Regions from separate parts of the Homo sapiens genome. Here all the other regions are linked to region 1. A link is a contact called in ENCODE Hi-C or POLR2A ChIA-PET data. All regions are on one chromosome and are shown on one strand. Each heading gives the region's core, a stretch centred on a gene start or an enhancer-like site at or near the end of the contact. The rest is flanking DNA. Distances are from core to core; before and after follow the strand shown.

What was found. Hi-C counts contacts between places; a loop is a spot of excess contacts on that map. ChIA-PET counts read pairs that join two places held with the same protein, here RNA polymerase II (POLR2A). Pooled maps may share reads with other maps.
Region 2: a loop to region 1 is called in a map with no recorded cell type, with 15 times the contacts of the local background. The contact joins the promoter of STUB1 here to the promoter of AXIN1 in region 1. A Hi-C loop is called at or near these places in 1 of 37 single-sample maps with no recorded cell type and 9 of 50 pooled maps. POLR2A ChIA-PET finds 5 or more read pairs at or near these places in 3 of 52 experiments (HEK293, activated B cell and activated CD4-positive, alpha-beta T cell).
Region 3: a pooled map shows a loop between it and region 1 (4-fold over the local background). The contact joins the promoter of METRN here to the promoter of AXIN1 in region 1. A Hi-C loop is called at or near these places in 4 of 50 pooled maps. POLR2A ChIA-PET finds 5 or more read pairs at or near these places in 4 of 52 experiments (A673, BJ, HEK293 and 1 more).

The regions. Positions count from the first base shown.
Region 1 is chr16:349,841-354,099 of GRCh38, forward strand. AXIN1 (axin 1) reads right to left here and starts at 2,883. Exons shown (of 11, transcript NM_003502.4): 1 at 2,529-2,883. RefSeq lists silencers at 2,102-2,161, 2,172-2,241, 2,262-2,311, 2,592-2,671, 2,772-3,251 and 1 more.
Region 2 is chr16:677,146-681,659 of GRCh38, forward strand. It overlaps STUB1 (STIP1 homology and U-box containing protein 1), which reads left to right and starts at 3,265. Exons shown (of 7, transcript NM_005861.4): 1 at 3,265-3,539; 2 at 4,007-4,205; 3 at 4,293-4,458. The coding sequence starts at 3,381. It overlaps RHBDL1 (rhomboid like 1), which reads left to right. Exons shown (of 8, transcript NM_001278720.2): 5 at 131-243; 6 at 314-414; 7 at 494-554; 8 at 636-1,123. The coding sequence ends at 907. It also overlaps the pseudogene STUB1-DT. RefSeq lists silencers at 2,744-2,853, 3,134-3,343 and enhancers at 4,024-4,073, 4,044-4,514.
Region 3 is chr16:711,706-716,402 of GRCh38, forward strand. METRN (meteorin, glial cell differentiation regulator) reads left to right here and starts at 3,413. Exons shown (of 4, transcript NM_024042.4): 1 at 3,413-3,688; 2 at 3,879-4,279. The coding sequence starts at 3,585. RefSeq lists silencers at 155-284, 3,172-3,481, 3,582-4,011, 4,112-4,171 and enhancers at 2,429-3,027, 3,626-4,223, 4,224-4,697.

The sequences.
Region 1 (4,259 bases), core at 1,633-4,132:
TAGGCTGGACTGCAGTGGGGCGATCTCAGCTCACTGCAGCCTCAGCTTCCCAGGCTCAAGCAATTCTCCAGCCTCAGCCTCTCAAGTGGCGGGGACTACAGGCACGAGTCATCAACGCCCGGCTAATTACTGTATTTTGGGTTTCACCACGTTGGCCAGGCTGGTCTCAAACTCCTGAGCTCAAAGCAATCCACCCGCCTCGGCCTCCCAAAGTGTTGGGATTACAGGCCACTTTGCCTGGCCCCAAAACTAATGTTTTAATTCATGTGTGAACCAAATTTTCAGAGCCCAGAAGAAAATTTTCTTACAATCATGTGTATTTTTGGCTGTCAACTGACAGAAGACTTTTTGGTGTCCCTGGAAGCACATGAACCCCTCTACAAGCTACTGATGTTGTTGAAACATGTCCCAATTCCTGAAATCTCTGGGTTCCCACAGGGAAGCACACCAAGCATTTAGTGTACACACAAGTACACACCACACATAAAGCAGTCACGTTTACTCAGTTCAGTATCAAATGCCTGCAAGCACTGAATCTGGCCCACAGCCTGTAGCTACCATCAATAAAGTGAGTCCATAAAACGGGCGGGATGCCTACAAGTATGATACTGTATTTAAAATTCCCTTTCGTCACCGCTTAGGCATATGCTCCAGGCATCATGGCAGCAAACTCAATGCTACCTACGTGTGTAGGTATTTATTTTACCCAAACGTAACTTTTGACATTTTGATTTACATGGAGGAGGCAAGTAACACAACACGACTCTGACATCTTCCCAGCTGTCCATTGATTTAACTCTTGAAGGTTCAGGGCTACTATTTCACATGTAATTTATTCCCCCATCACTGAAATTCTCAATGACCAATGTAATCCGAAAAAGTCTGCTTAGCTTTTCTGAAACTAGAAACCCAAGACAAGTCAACACCAGCTGAAAATCAAACAAAAACAGTCTGTTTTTCATGCTTTCCCATCCTTGTCCCTGAATGGAGATCTTAAAACTGAAACCAAAGCCAGGTGAGGTGGCTCACGCCTGTAATCCCAGCACTTTGGGAGGCCGAGGTGGGCGGATCACCTGAGGTCGGGAGTTCAAGACCATCCTGACCCACATACAGAAACCCCATCTCTACTAAAAATACAAAATTAGTCAGGCTTGGTGGCGCATGCCTATAATCCCAGCTACTTGGGAAGGCTGAGGCAGGAGAATCGCTTGAACCTGGGAGGCGGAGGATGCGGTGAGCGGAGATCACGCCATTGGACTCCAGCCTGGGCAACAAGAGCAAAACTCTGTCTCAAAAAAAAAAAAAAACTGAAACCGAGCTATTGCTGAGTATCTCGGGTAGCCGGTTTAGACTGTGTTTTCTCCAAAATAGGGCCTGTGGATCCAAGTAAGCTCGAGATTCTTCCTGAAGAAGCAGAGAACAGAAGTGTGAGCAAAAACAAGGGGCTGACATGCACATAAGAACCCTTTATAAATTATCTTAGAAGGGGCCAGGCGCGGTGGCTCACGCCTGTAATCCCAACACTTTGGTAGGCCAAAGTGGGCAGATCACCTGAGGTCAGGAGTTCCAGGCCAGCCTGGTCAACATGGTGAAACCCTGTCTCTACTAAAAATACAAAAATTAGCCGGATGTGGTGGCGCATGCCTGTTATCCCAGCTACTCAGGCGGCTGAGGCAGGAAAACTGCTTGAACCCGGGAGGCGGAGGTTGCAGTGAGCCAAGATAGCGCCACTGCACTCCAGCCTGGGCTACAGTGCGAGACTCCGTCTCAAAAAAAAAAAATTATCTTAGAGGACGGTGGTCACCCCTGTAGTCCCAACACCTTGGAAGGCTGAGGCAGGTGGATCGCTTGAGGCCAAGAATTCAACACCTGCTGGGCAATATAGTGACACCCCATCTCTACAAAAAATATATATATATATATCTTATAGATGGGCTGAGAAAAATCCCCAGAGAACTGACATGTTTTTCTCTACTTTCTTCAATGCCAAGCTGAAAGTTTCACTGCTCGGGCAGTGCAGCTCTGGTTTCACGGGGGCTAAATTCCAAAGTGCGGGGCGGGGGTAGAATCTAAGAACCACACCCAAGAGAAAGACCAGTGTTTGGGCAGCAAGGCATCAACCTGGAGGGTACGGACGCCGGAGCACGCGGCTACTCAGGCCGAACCCCGACCCGGACCCGGCACGCGGCCTCGGCGAGGGCGGGCGGGAGTGTCCTCCTCCGGGACAGCCGGACTCCCGCCGACTTCTGGGCGGCGGGGAGGGCTCCAGGCCCGGCTCTCCCGGGCCCCCGCACGCGATGCGCGGCCCCTGCAGCTGCTCCGTGCCCCGAGACGCGCCCGAGGCCTCGGACCTCCAAGCGGCCACCGCGCCGCCAGTCCCGCTGCCCAGGGACACCCCGGCCCCAGCTCCCCGCGCGCCCACCCCCTCGGTCCCACGCGCGTCAGCCACCCGCGCCCCCCGCCGCTTCCGGGTCCCGCCCGCCCGGCCTACCGCGGCCTAGCCCGCCCCGGAGCCCGGCCCTACTCACCCGCGCGCGGTGGTGGCGGGACCCCGGGCCCGGCTCCCGGAGCGGCGCGGCGCGGTCCGGGCCCATGCGCTCAGCGGCAGCGCGGCGGGCGGGACCCGGCGGGGGCGCGGCCCGGGGCGGCCCCCATCTCGGCGGCTGCGGCTCGGCGGCCCGGAGGCGGACGCGGGGCAGGCCGCGGGGGCGCCGCAGGGGCCCAGCCGCCAGCTCCCACCCGCCCGCTCCGCGTGGACGCGGCTCCGGGCCGACTCCGGCCGGCTCTGGCGGCGGCAGCGGCCACGATCGCCTCCCGAGCCAGAGCCCGAGCCAGAGCGCCGAAGCCCAGGCCCGAGCGCCCCCGCCGGCGGCGTCCGGAAGTGCGGGGGCGGGGCCGGGGCGCGGGGACGAGGTGAGAGCGCGGGGCGGGGCCTCAACACGGGGCGGGGCCGGCAGCGCGGGGACGAGGTAAAGGGTGTGGGGCGGGGCTTCAGGCGCGGGGCGGGGCTGAAAGCGCGAGGATAAAGTGAGGAGCGTGGGGCGGGGCCGACAGCGAGGGGACAGGTGAGGAGCGCGGGGCGGGGCCGGGGCGTGGGCGGGGCCGGAAGCGAGAAGACGAGGTGAAGAGCTCGGGGCGGGGCCTCGGGCGTGGGGCGGGGACCAGGGAGTAAGGCGGGGCCCGCCTCGAGCAGAAGAGGTAAAGAGCGTGGGGCGGGGCCTCCGGCGCGGGGCGGGGCCGGAAGCGAGAAGACGAGTTGAGAAACATGGGCCGGGGTCTCTGCATGGCCGGGAGAGGGCGTGGTCAGTGCCTGCCGGGGGCGGGGCGTGCCGGGGGCGCGGTCGCGCCGTCTTCCCGAGGGGCGGTGCGGAAGCGGAGCCCGGGAGGCTTTGGCTTCCCAGAGAGCGGAGTGGGAGAGGCGGCGTTGCAGGTCCTTGGAATGGCCGCGGCCGTGGGGAGCACTGGGCGGACTGCGCGCCCCGAAGGGCGCACGTGGGGCGCAGCCCTTTTCTGCCGCCAGTACATCGGAGGGCAGTCAGGGGGCTGCAGGCCTCGGGGCTCCCTGCCCAGCCGGCCCTGGAGAGGAGGCCCTCGTGGGGACCGCCACGGCCTGCCCGCCGCCGTGAGGGAAGCAGGCTCCCAGGAGTGGGGTGGTCGGCAGGCAGGGATGGCCAGGGCCCTTGGAAGGTGGGGTGGGCTCCACCCTCCTGAGTCCCAAGGCAGCCTGGACTCACAGCGCCAGGGAACACGTTAGGCCCCAATATATGGTGGCTCTCACCCGGACAGGAGCCACAACCTCCAAAGAGCCCACCGGCTAGGACCCTCTGCCTTGATTTCTCCCAGGCACCATCTAGTATCAGAGAAGGGTTCTCCTTCCCTCCGCTGCCCAGGCCAGCCCGAGAGCAAGGCCATTGGAGTGTCCAGACCCCTGCACCCCTTCCCCTGGGCTGTCTCCACAGCGGCCCTGCCAAGGGGTCCAGTCCGATCCTGCCACCCTGGCTGCCCAGATCCGTGTCACTTGCCCTGCAGGCCACAGAGCATGAGGTCACAGCCCCAGGCACCCCACGGCAGAGAGGCACGGGCCCCCAGCAGCAGCCCCAGCACCAGCTCTGGCCAGCCCAACCCTGTCAGAACCAACCCTCTGCTCTCCACCCAGGCCTCAGCCAACCATCAGGCCCTCCCCAAGGAGGAGGATGTGAGTACCAGGATCTGCCGCCTCCCACAACAGCCCAGGGCCCTGTCCTTCCCAGAGCACTATT
Region 2 (4,514 bases), core at 2,015-4,514, 330 kb after region 1:
CCCGCCCCAACCTGCCATTACATCAGAAAGGCTTAGCCGCAAGGCAGGTGCGGCAACTTGAGGTGACGGCTGGGGGTGGGGCCGGATGGCTGACCCCACCCTTCGTACCCGTTTGCTTCCCTGTGGCCAGGCTGGAGCAGCTGGGGTTCAACGCCCTCCTGCAGCTGATGATCGGGGTGCCCCTGGAGATGGTGCACGGCCTGCTCCGCATCAGCCTGCTCTACCTGGCAGGCGTGCTGGCAGGTGAGGCAGGCGCGCACCCCCGCCCCCTGCCCTGGCCGGCTGCACCCTCACCCGCCGCTTGCTCACACAGGCTCCCTAACCGTCTCCATCACCGACATGCGGGCCCCGGTGGTGGGAGGCTCCGGCGGGGTCTACGCCCTGTGCTCGGCACACCTGGCCAACGTTGTCATGGTAACGGGCCTGCCCGGTGGGGGGCGTGGGGAGGGGCCCCAGGTGAGCCTCACCACTTCTCGTCTGCACACACCCATAGAACTGGGCTGGGATGAGATGTCCCTACAAGTTGCTGAGGATGGTGCTGGCCTTGGTGTGCAGTGAGTAGGGGCCGGGGGGAGGGCCGGGGGGCCTCTCAGCCTGCAGCCAGGGCACCTCCCACCTGCCGCGTCCCTCTGCAGTGAGCTCCGAGGTGGGCCGGGCCGTGTGGCTGCGCTTCTCCCCGCCGCTGCCCGCCTCGGGCCCACAGCCCAGCTTCATGGCGCACCTGGCAGGCGCGGTGGTGGGGGTGAGCATGGGCCTGACCATCCTGCGGAGCTACGAGGAGCGCCTGCGGGACCAGTGCGGCTGGTGGGTGGTGCTGCTGGCCTACGGCACCTTCCTGCTCTTCGCCGTCTTCTGGAACGTCTTCGCCTACGACCTGCTGGGCGCCCACATCCCCCCACCGCCCTGACCGGCTACCTGAGGCTGCACAGGCCAGGGCTCGGGCATGTGGTGGCCGCCCACCAGGGGCCTTCACGTCTGCCCTTTGTGAACGGACGTCTCAGGGCTGCTGTGCCCCTTGGGTGTGGGTGGCCTCAAAGGAGGCCCTGTCCCAGCCACCCACCCCCCACTCCCAGGACTTGCGGTCTGAGCCTTTTTGGATAATTAATAAATATTTTACACAGCACCAGGGGGCTGTCCCGGGCTCTGGAGACTCGTCAGGGCCCCCACACCTGCTGCACAGACCGCGACGGCCCTCCCCACCACGGGGGCCTGGACTTCCCTCCTTGTGCATCTCTGCACCTGGGGTCAGGCGTGGGAGTTGTTCCTGGGCCACAGGTGCTGTGTCTGTGGGAGCTGGGGGCACGCGGGATGGCTGGGGGCCGGGCGTGTGGTCAGGCCAGGTGTGTGGTCAGGCCGGGTGTGTGATCAGGCGTGAGTTTGGGAAGTGTTTATTGAGCTCCCGTAGTGGCCAGCCTCCTCTTCAGCCTCCCTGCCGTCCAGTGAGACCCGGAGGCCTGAGGTTCTGTGGCAGGTGAGCAGGCCTGGGCCATGGCCAAGTTTACTCGGCCTGGGTTCCATGCTTCTTGGCTGGCCTAGCATCCTCGTGGGTGGCCAGGCTGGGGCCAAGGTTGGGCAGCAGGTCTGGGCACAGCCTCTGCCCCACAGCCCAGGTCCACAGTGCTGTCTCCACTAGGTAGGGAGTCCACTGTCCTGAGGCACTGGCTAGGGAGGGGCACACGGACTCAGGCCCAGGGGCACGGGCCACCCCAACCTGCCCACACACAGTTCATTCCCCTTGGCTCAGAGCTGTGGCCCGCTCTTGAACCTGGCCCAGGTACAGCAGGTAGTACCTGAGGGTGTACTGTGGGGCCGGCCAGCCGGGCACTGTGGCCACCGCCTCATCTGACATGAAGGCCTCCATCTCTGGAGCTCCAGCTGCCAGGACTGCTGTGAACAGCGAGGAGAAGCAGCCAGACACACCCCATCAGGACAAGCTCTGGGAGACCCTGCTCCCAGCAGCCCAGGGCCCTATGGTTCCTGCTCCTAGCGACACGCAAGGGCCCAGACTGCCCGCTTCACAGACAAGAACGCCTATGTACCCAAGTCGTGCCCACCCAACTCACCCGAGGCTGTGGTGGGCCCACACCGCAGAGGGCACACAGCTCGGTGACTGCAGCCCCCACATCTGGCAGGAGGCAGAAGGTGGCGGTCGAACAGTGCACAACCAGCTCAGGGGGATTGGTGGCCACCAGCTGCTGCAGACGTGGCCGGAAGCGCCCCTCTGTGGGAGGCCAGGTCAGGGTGCCTGGGGTGCTGGACCCACCAGGGAGGCCCCGCCCCCACTGGAGACACCCGCCCCGCCGATGCCACGCCCCAATGAAGACCCGCGCTACGGAGGCCCTGCCCTCGGGGCGGGCCGCCCTTCACAGTCAAGCTGCCAGGCCAGCAGCCGCTCCAGCTCCCTGTCACATGCTTCTCTGCTCTGCCCCTGATGGCCGCTGGCAACTCTTCCCGATACCTGAGGAAGGGCGGTGAGGGGAGGACTGGCCACGGAGGACGCTCGCCCCACCGATCTCTATCCCCTTCCACTCTACCAACAGTCCGGGGCTTCCAGCCGCCCTCGGGGGCTCGCGCTCGCCCGTAGCACCTCTCGTGGCGCTCCAGAATGGCAGCCCAGCGACTGGGGTCCTCACACCCCACAGCGCGTGGGAAGCCGCTACGTTCACGCGCAGGGGCGGGAGGCGGCGGCTGGGGGCGGGGCCTCTGCTGATGGGGCCGGGTGCTGGGGGCGGGGCCTCTGGATTGGGCGGTTGCTGGGGGCGGGGCCTCTGCGGATGGGGCTGGGGGCGGGGCCTCTGCTGATGGGGCCGGCGGCTGGGGGCGGGGCCTCTGGATTGGGCGGCTGCTGGGGGCGGGGCCTCTGCGGATGGGGCCGGCTGCTGGGGGCGGGGCCTCTGGATGGGGCCGGCTGCCGGGGGAGGGGTCTCTGCGCGTTGGGACAGGGGCGGAACCCCAGGTGGTCGGGACAGGCTGTTGCGGGAGCGCGCCCTCAGCGAAGCAAGTGAGGCATCTCACTGGGAAAGTCGAATGTGTGTGGCGGCCGCCGCCGAGGCGGGTTCCGAAGAGACCTCAGCAGGGCAGGCCAGGGCCTACGCGAACGCCCACCCTTAAGAGCGCGGGGACAGGGAACTGGAGCGTTCCTCCCAGCCCCCGACGTCGCGGGCCCAGTGTCCCCGTCCAGGCTGGTTGGGCGCACGCGCGGCCCCACTCGCCCCCACGCGTGCGTCCCCGCTGGTCCCGCCCCCGGCCGGAAGTTCCGGCGGCGGAGCTGGGCCGGGCCCGAGCGGATCGCGGGCTCGGGCTGCGGGGCTCCGGCTGCGGGCGCTGGGCCGCGAGGCGCGGAGCTTGGGAGCGGAGCCCAGGCCGTGCCGCGCGGCGCCATGAAGGGCAAGGAGGAGAAGGAGGGCGGCGCACGGCTGGGCGCTGGCGGCGGAAGCCCCGAGAAGAGCCCGAGCGCGCAGGAGCTCAAGGAGCAGGGCAATCGTCTGTTCGTGGGCCGAAAGTACCCGGAGGCGGCGGCCTGCTACGGCCGCGCGATCGTGAGTGCGCCCGCGCGGGGAGGGCGGCGGCGGTGGCACCGGGGAGGGCCGGGCCCGGGCCCGGCCGGCCCCACCGAGGGTCTGGCTCCTCTTCGGGGCGTGTCCTCGGCTCCCAAAGCCCAGCCGTGGTTCTCGAGCCCAGCGCCGGGTGCCGGAGAACGAGGGTGCGATGCTGGATGGAGGCCGGCCGGGTGGGGGGAGGGCAGGGGCCCTCGACCCTTGAGGACCCCAGGTCCTAAGCCCGGACTCTCCAAAGATTTGGAAAACTTTACAAAACCAAGTGGAATCAAGCGGATAGGCTCAGCCAGTACTCCACTGTGCACAGATCCTTGGACCCAGGGGCTTTGACAACTGAGAAACCTAGTTTCTTGATTCTAGCCAGAGCGCAGAAGCTGGGACGGGCCGTGGGTCAGAGTGGGCACGCTGAGCCTACGCCCTCATGCGGCTGGCCCGGCCTTGGTCCCTAGACCCGGAACCCGCTGGTGGCCGTGTATTACACCAACCGGGCCTTGTGCTACCTGAAGATGCAGCAGCACGAGCAGGCCCTGGCCGACTGCCGGCGCGCCCTGGAGCTGGACGGGCAGTCTGTGAAGGCGCACTTCTTCCTGGGGCAGTGCCAGCTGGAGATGGAGAGCTATGATGAGGCCATCGCCAATCTGCAGCGAGGTTGGCTGACAAGCTGCCCGGTTGTGGGGCCTCTGGGGCCAGGCGGGTGGACTGGCCAGAGAGTGACGTGAAGCCCCCGTTCCCCAGCTTACAGCCTGGCCAAGGAGCAGCGGCTGAACTTCGGGGACGACATCCCCAGCGCTCTTCGAATCGCGAAGAAGAAGCGCTGGAACAGCATTGAGGAGCGGCGCATCCACCAGGAGAGCGAGCTGCACTCCTACCTCTCCAGGCTCATTGCCGCGGAGCGTGAGAGGTGGGACCCTCACCCCAGGCCGCCCTGTCTTGGGATAATTCTGAATCACCGACTCC
Region 3 (4,697 bases), core at 2,163-4,662, 360 kb after region 1:
GGGAGGAGGCAGGGACGCCCGGGGTTGAGGCGTCAACTCGGGGCCAGGCATGTGCCATTCCAGACCAGGTCACCCCAGGAACCCCTCCCTCCAACCACAGACACTGGCCCCTCTCTGGAGGAGGCCTGGGGAGAAGTCCGGGGCCCAGGCTGTCAGGAGGGTGTCTGGGGCTGACCCTCACGCCGCCACCAGAGGGCGCCTGGAGCCCACCGTGCTGACCCGGGGACCGCCAAGCGGCAGCAGCCCTGGACGGCTGGGTGGCTGCAGCGGCCGACCCGTGTGCCTCTCCCCACCTCTGCGAGCACCTCATGTGCTCAGCCCCAGGCCGAGTCTACCCTTTAACCTTTACGATTTTTATATTTTATTTATTTATTTTTTAATTTTTATTGAGACAGGGTCTCTTCTGTCGCCCTGGTTGGAGTGCAGTGGTGCAATCACAGCTCACTGCAGCCTCACCCTCCTGGGCTTAAGCAATCCTCCTGCCACAGCCTCCCAAAGTGCTAAGACTACATGCATGAGCTGCTGCACCCAGCTAATTTTTGTAGTTTTAGTGGAGTTGGGGTTTCAACATGTTGGCCAGGCTGGTCTTGAACTCCTGATGTCAAGCGATCATCCTGCCTCAGCCTCCCAAAGTGCTGAGATTACAGGCAGGAGCTGCCACACCCGGCCTTAATTTTTATGTAATTAATTAATTAATTTTTATGAGACAGACTCTCACTCTGTCACCCAGGCTGGAGTGCAGTGGCCTGATCTCAGCTCACTGCAACCTCCACCTCCCGGGTTCAAGCGGTTCTCCTGTCTCAGCCTCCCAAGTAGCTAGGACTGCAGGCGTGCGCCACCACGTCCAGCTAATTTTTGTATTTTTAGTAGAGATGGGGTTTCACCATGTTGGCCAGGCTGGTCTCGAACTCCCGACCTTGTGATCTCCCTGCCTTGGCCTCCCAAACTGCTGAAATTACAGGTGGGAGCCGCTGCGCCTTGACAATTTTTATTTTTAATTGTAAGATATACATCATAACATCTACCATTTTACCCATTTTAAAGTGTGCAGTTCCGTACTGTTGAGTACATTTGTGTTGTGTAATCAAGCTCCTGAATTCTGTCCCCATTAAGCTCCAATCCCTCATTCCCCTCCCCAGCCCCTGCTCCACTTTCTGTCCTCATGACCGTGACTACTCTAAGGTGACTCACAGAAGTGGAATCCAACAGTGTTTGTCCTTTTGTCTCTGGCTTATTTTGCTCAGCGCATAAGCCTCCAGGCTCATCCAGGCTGTAGCGGGTGTCAAGGGACCAGAACTTCATTCCTTTTTATGGCTTAATAATGGACCCACCGCCAGGGGGTGCCGTGGCTCATGCCTGTAATCCCAACACTTTGGGAGGCTGAGGTGGGCGGATCACCTGAGGTCGGGAGTTCAAGACCAGCCTGACCAGCATGGAGAAACCTCGTCTCTACTAAAAATACAAAATTAGCCGGCATGATGGCACATGCCTGTAATCCCAGCTGCTCGGGAGGCTGACGCAGGAGAATCGCTTGAACCCAGGAGGTGGAGGTTGCAGTGAGCCAAGATCGCGCCATTGCACTCCAGACTGGGCAAAGAGCGAAACTCCATCTCAAAAAAAAAAAAAAAAAAAAAAAAAAAAAAGAGGCCGGGCGCGGTGGCTCACATCTGTAATCCCAGCACTTTGGGAGGCCAAGGCGGGCAGATCACGAGGTCAGGAGATCGAGACCATCCTGGCTAACACGGTGAAACACCCTCTCTACTAAAAAAAGAAAAAATACAAAAATTTAGCCGGGTGTGGTGGCGGGCGCCTGTAGTCTCAGCTGCTCGGGAGGCTGAGGCAGGAGAATGGCATGAACCCAGGAGGCAGAGGTTGCAGTGAGCCGAGATCGAGCCACTGCACTCCAGCCTGGGCGACAGAACGAGATTCCGTCTCAAAAAAAAAAAAAAAAATGGACCCACTGCACTTGCTTGTCCACTCAGCTGCAGACAGGCCTTTGGGAGTCTTCCACCTTTTGGGGATTGTGATGGCTACTTCTGACCTGCACCTCGCCCAGAGCAAGGGGCTGGCCGAGCCCAGTAGGCGCCTTGTTCCTGTTTGGCCTGGGAGGGCCCTGGGGTTGAGGGAGGGCCTGGTCAGTGGGATCCAGCCTCCCACTGCCACTGAGCCATCTGGCCTCATCTGTCCGACTGCCACTGGTGAACTCATCTGTCCACCATGAGTTTCGAGCGCCGGGTGGCAGGAGGTTTGGGGGCAGGGGACGGAATGTTCACATCTTCAGGCTGCACAGTCTATGCTGGTCCTTGCAGTCCCCGGCTAAAGCTTCTGTCGTCCGTAAGGGGTTCAGTATGTAGTGGGACCCCTTTGCTTGTGCCTTAGGCCTTCTGTGATCTGACCTGTCGTCCCCACCCACCACCCATGCCCTGGGGTTTCACTGGGCTGCCAAGAGCTCCTTCCTCAGGCCCTTGACCCAGGCTGTCTGCTCTCCCCCATTCTCTTCCTGTCCACCTGGCCAGCCACTGCCCACTTCCTCCCATCAGGCCAACTCAGCAGTCCCGGATGCTGGGAATCCCACACTGCTCCAGCCTGAGGCTACAGTGTGTTTGCGAATCGCCTGTTTCTGCTTGTTTCATCTTGGTGGGGGCTGCTCCTGTGGCCCAGGGGTGTCCTCCCAGCTCCTGTGTCTCCACGTGCTGCAGGCCTGCAGGGGTGCCCGTGGCTGCTCCATTCACGCCCCTCCAGGAGCCCCGTCTGGCCCGGGGTCGGTCATCCGGCAACTATGGGGTGCCGCTAGGTCTGAGGAAAGGGGCCTAAGCCTGCGGGCTGCGCGCTCTTCAGCAGGACCCCCTCCTGCAGACGGCCTTACCAAAACCCGAGGCCTGGCCCCGCTCCAAGGCGCAGCCCCCAGGCCAGGCCTTCCCCGCCTCTGGAGTCATGACCCCTCTCCTCTGGGGCTCCACCGGCCTCTGGTCAGCAGGACCGGACCTGGTTGGGAGGGATGTGGCCAACAGGCCCAGGTCCCAGTGTTAGGAAGGAGCAGGCCCGGCCGCCCGCGAGGCGGAACCACCAGGTGGGCCACCTTCCCTACCGCCACCCCGAGGTTCCAGTGGACATCAAAACCTCGGCTCCATCAGAGGCTCCAGGACTCCGATCGGGACAGCGCGGGGGGCGAGGCCAGGGTGAGGGCGCGGCGAAGGAGAGACGCACAGCGCGGGGCGGGCAAGGAGCCTCCCTTCCGCGCCAAGGCCCCCCCCAACCCTCGAGGCGCTTGGACCGTGGGATAGTCCTCCGGCGGCGCCCGAGCTCCGGCCCCGCCCCCGCTCCGCCCCGCGCCTGCTATTGGCGGAAAGTTCCGGGCCGCGCCGCGACTGGCCGACACGCCGCAGGCCCCGCCCCCTTCCCGACCCGCTCCAAGGCGGCCCCGGCGCTGGGGCTGCGCGGCAGGCGGAGCGGCCGCGGGCTTGGGGGCTTCGCCGGGGCCGGGCGGCCGGCGCCCCCGGCTGCTCCCGCCGCCGCCCGGACCCGCGCCCCGCCGGGGCAGCGGTGGTGAGAGCCCCGACTCCCCGGACGCCGCCCGCCGTGCCATGGGGTTCCCGGCCGCGGCGCTGCTCTGCGCGCTGTGCTGCGGCCTCCTGGCCCCGGCTGCCCGCGCCGGCTACTCCGAGGAGCGCTGCAGCTGGAGGGGCAGGTACGGTCCGGGGGGCTGTCCCCGCACTTAGGACGGGGTGCGCTGCGGCTAGGACCCCCCAGGCGCCCCTCGGAGCGCGCAGAGCGCTGGGCCGGTTTCCCCATCCGCGAGGCGGCCTCGGGAGGGAGCGGGGGCTGCGCCGGGCGGGGACCCGCCCCCGTCTCAGCGCCCCGTCCCGTCCTGTCCCCAGCGGCCTCACCCAGGAGCCCGGCAGCGTGGGGCAGCTGGCCCTGGCCTGTGCGGAGGGCGCGGTTGAGTGGCTGTACCCGGCTGGGGCGCTGCGCCTGACCCTGGGCGGCCCCGATCCCAGAGCGCGGCCCGGCATCGCCTGTCTGCGGCCGGTGCGGCCCTTCGCGGGCGCCCAGGTCTTCGCGGAGCGCGCAGGGGGCGCCCTGGAGCTGCTGCTGGCCGAGGGCCCGGGCCCGGCAGGGGGCCGCTGCGTGCGCTGGGGTCCCCGCGAGCGCCGGGCCCTCTTCCTGCAGGCCACGCCGCACCAGGACATCAGCCGCCGCGTGGCCGCCTTCCGCTTTGAGCTGCGCGAGGACGGGCGCCCCGAGCTGCCCCCGCAGGCCCACGGTCTCGGCGTAGACGGTGAGTGGCGGTCTGGTTGGGACAGGGTGGGAGTCCCGAAGTCTTACCCTGCCTGGGCTTGGCGGGAATGTGCCTTGTCGGCCCCACTGCAGAAGGAAAAAGTGAGCTACAAGGGTTGGATGGGCTTGTCAGGCCACACAGCCTGGGACTGCTGGGGAGGGATGGCCTCCCCGCCCTCCCTTCCCGATTCATCTCTGGAAAGAGCTGGCAGGGGCAGAGTGGAGGGAAGGGGAGGCCGGGCCCAGCAATCCTGGGCCTCTGGTCCCTGAACGGTTGGGGGAAGAGATGGTGGGGACAGAATCGAAGCCTCCGGCCAAAGCTGTCCGGGGCTCCCTGGCCCAGCGGTGACCTCTCTCCCCTCCCCCAGCCCAACCAACAAAAGTCCAGTGTGCAGCCCGGTCACCATGGAGACGCCGCT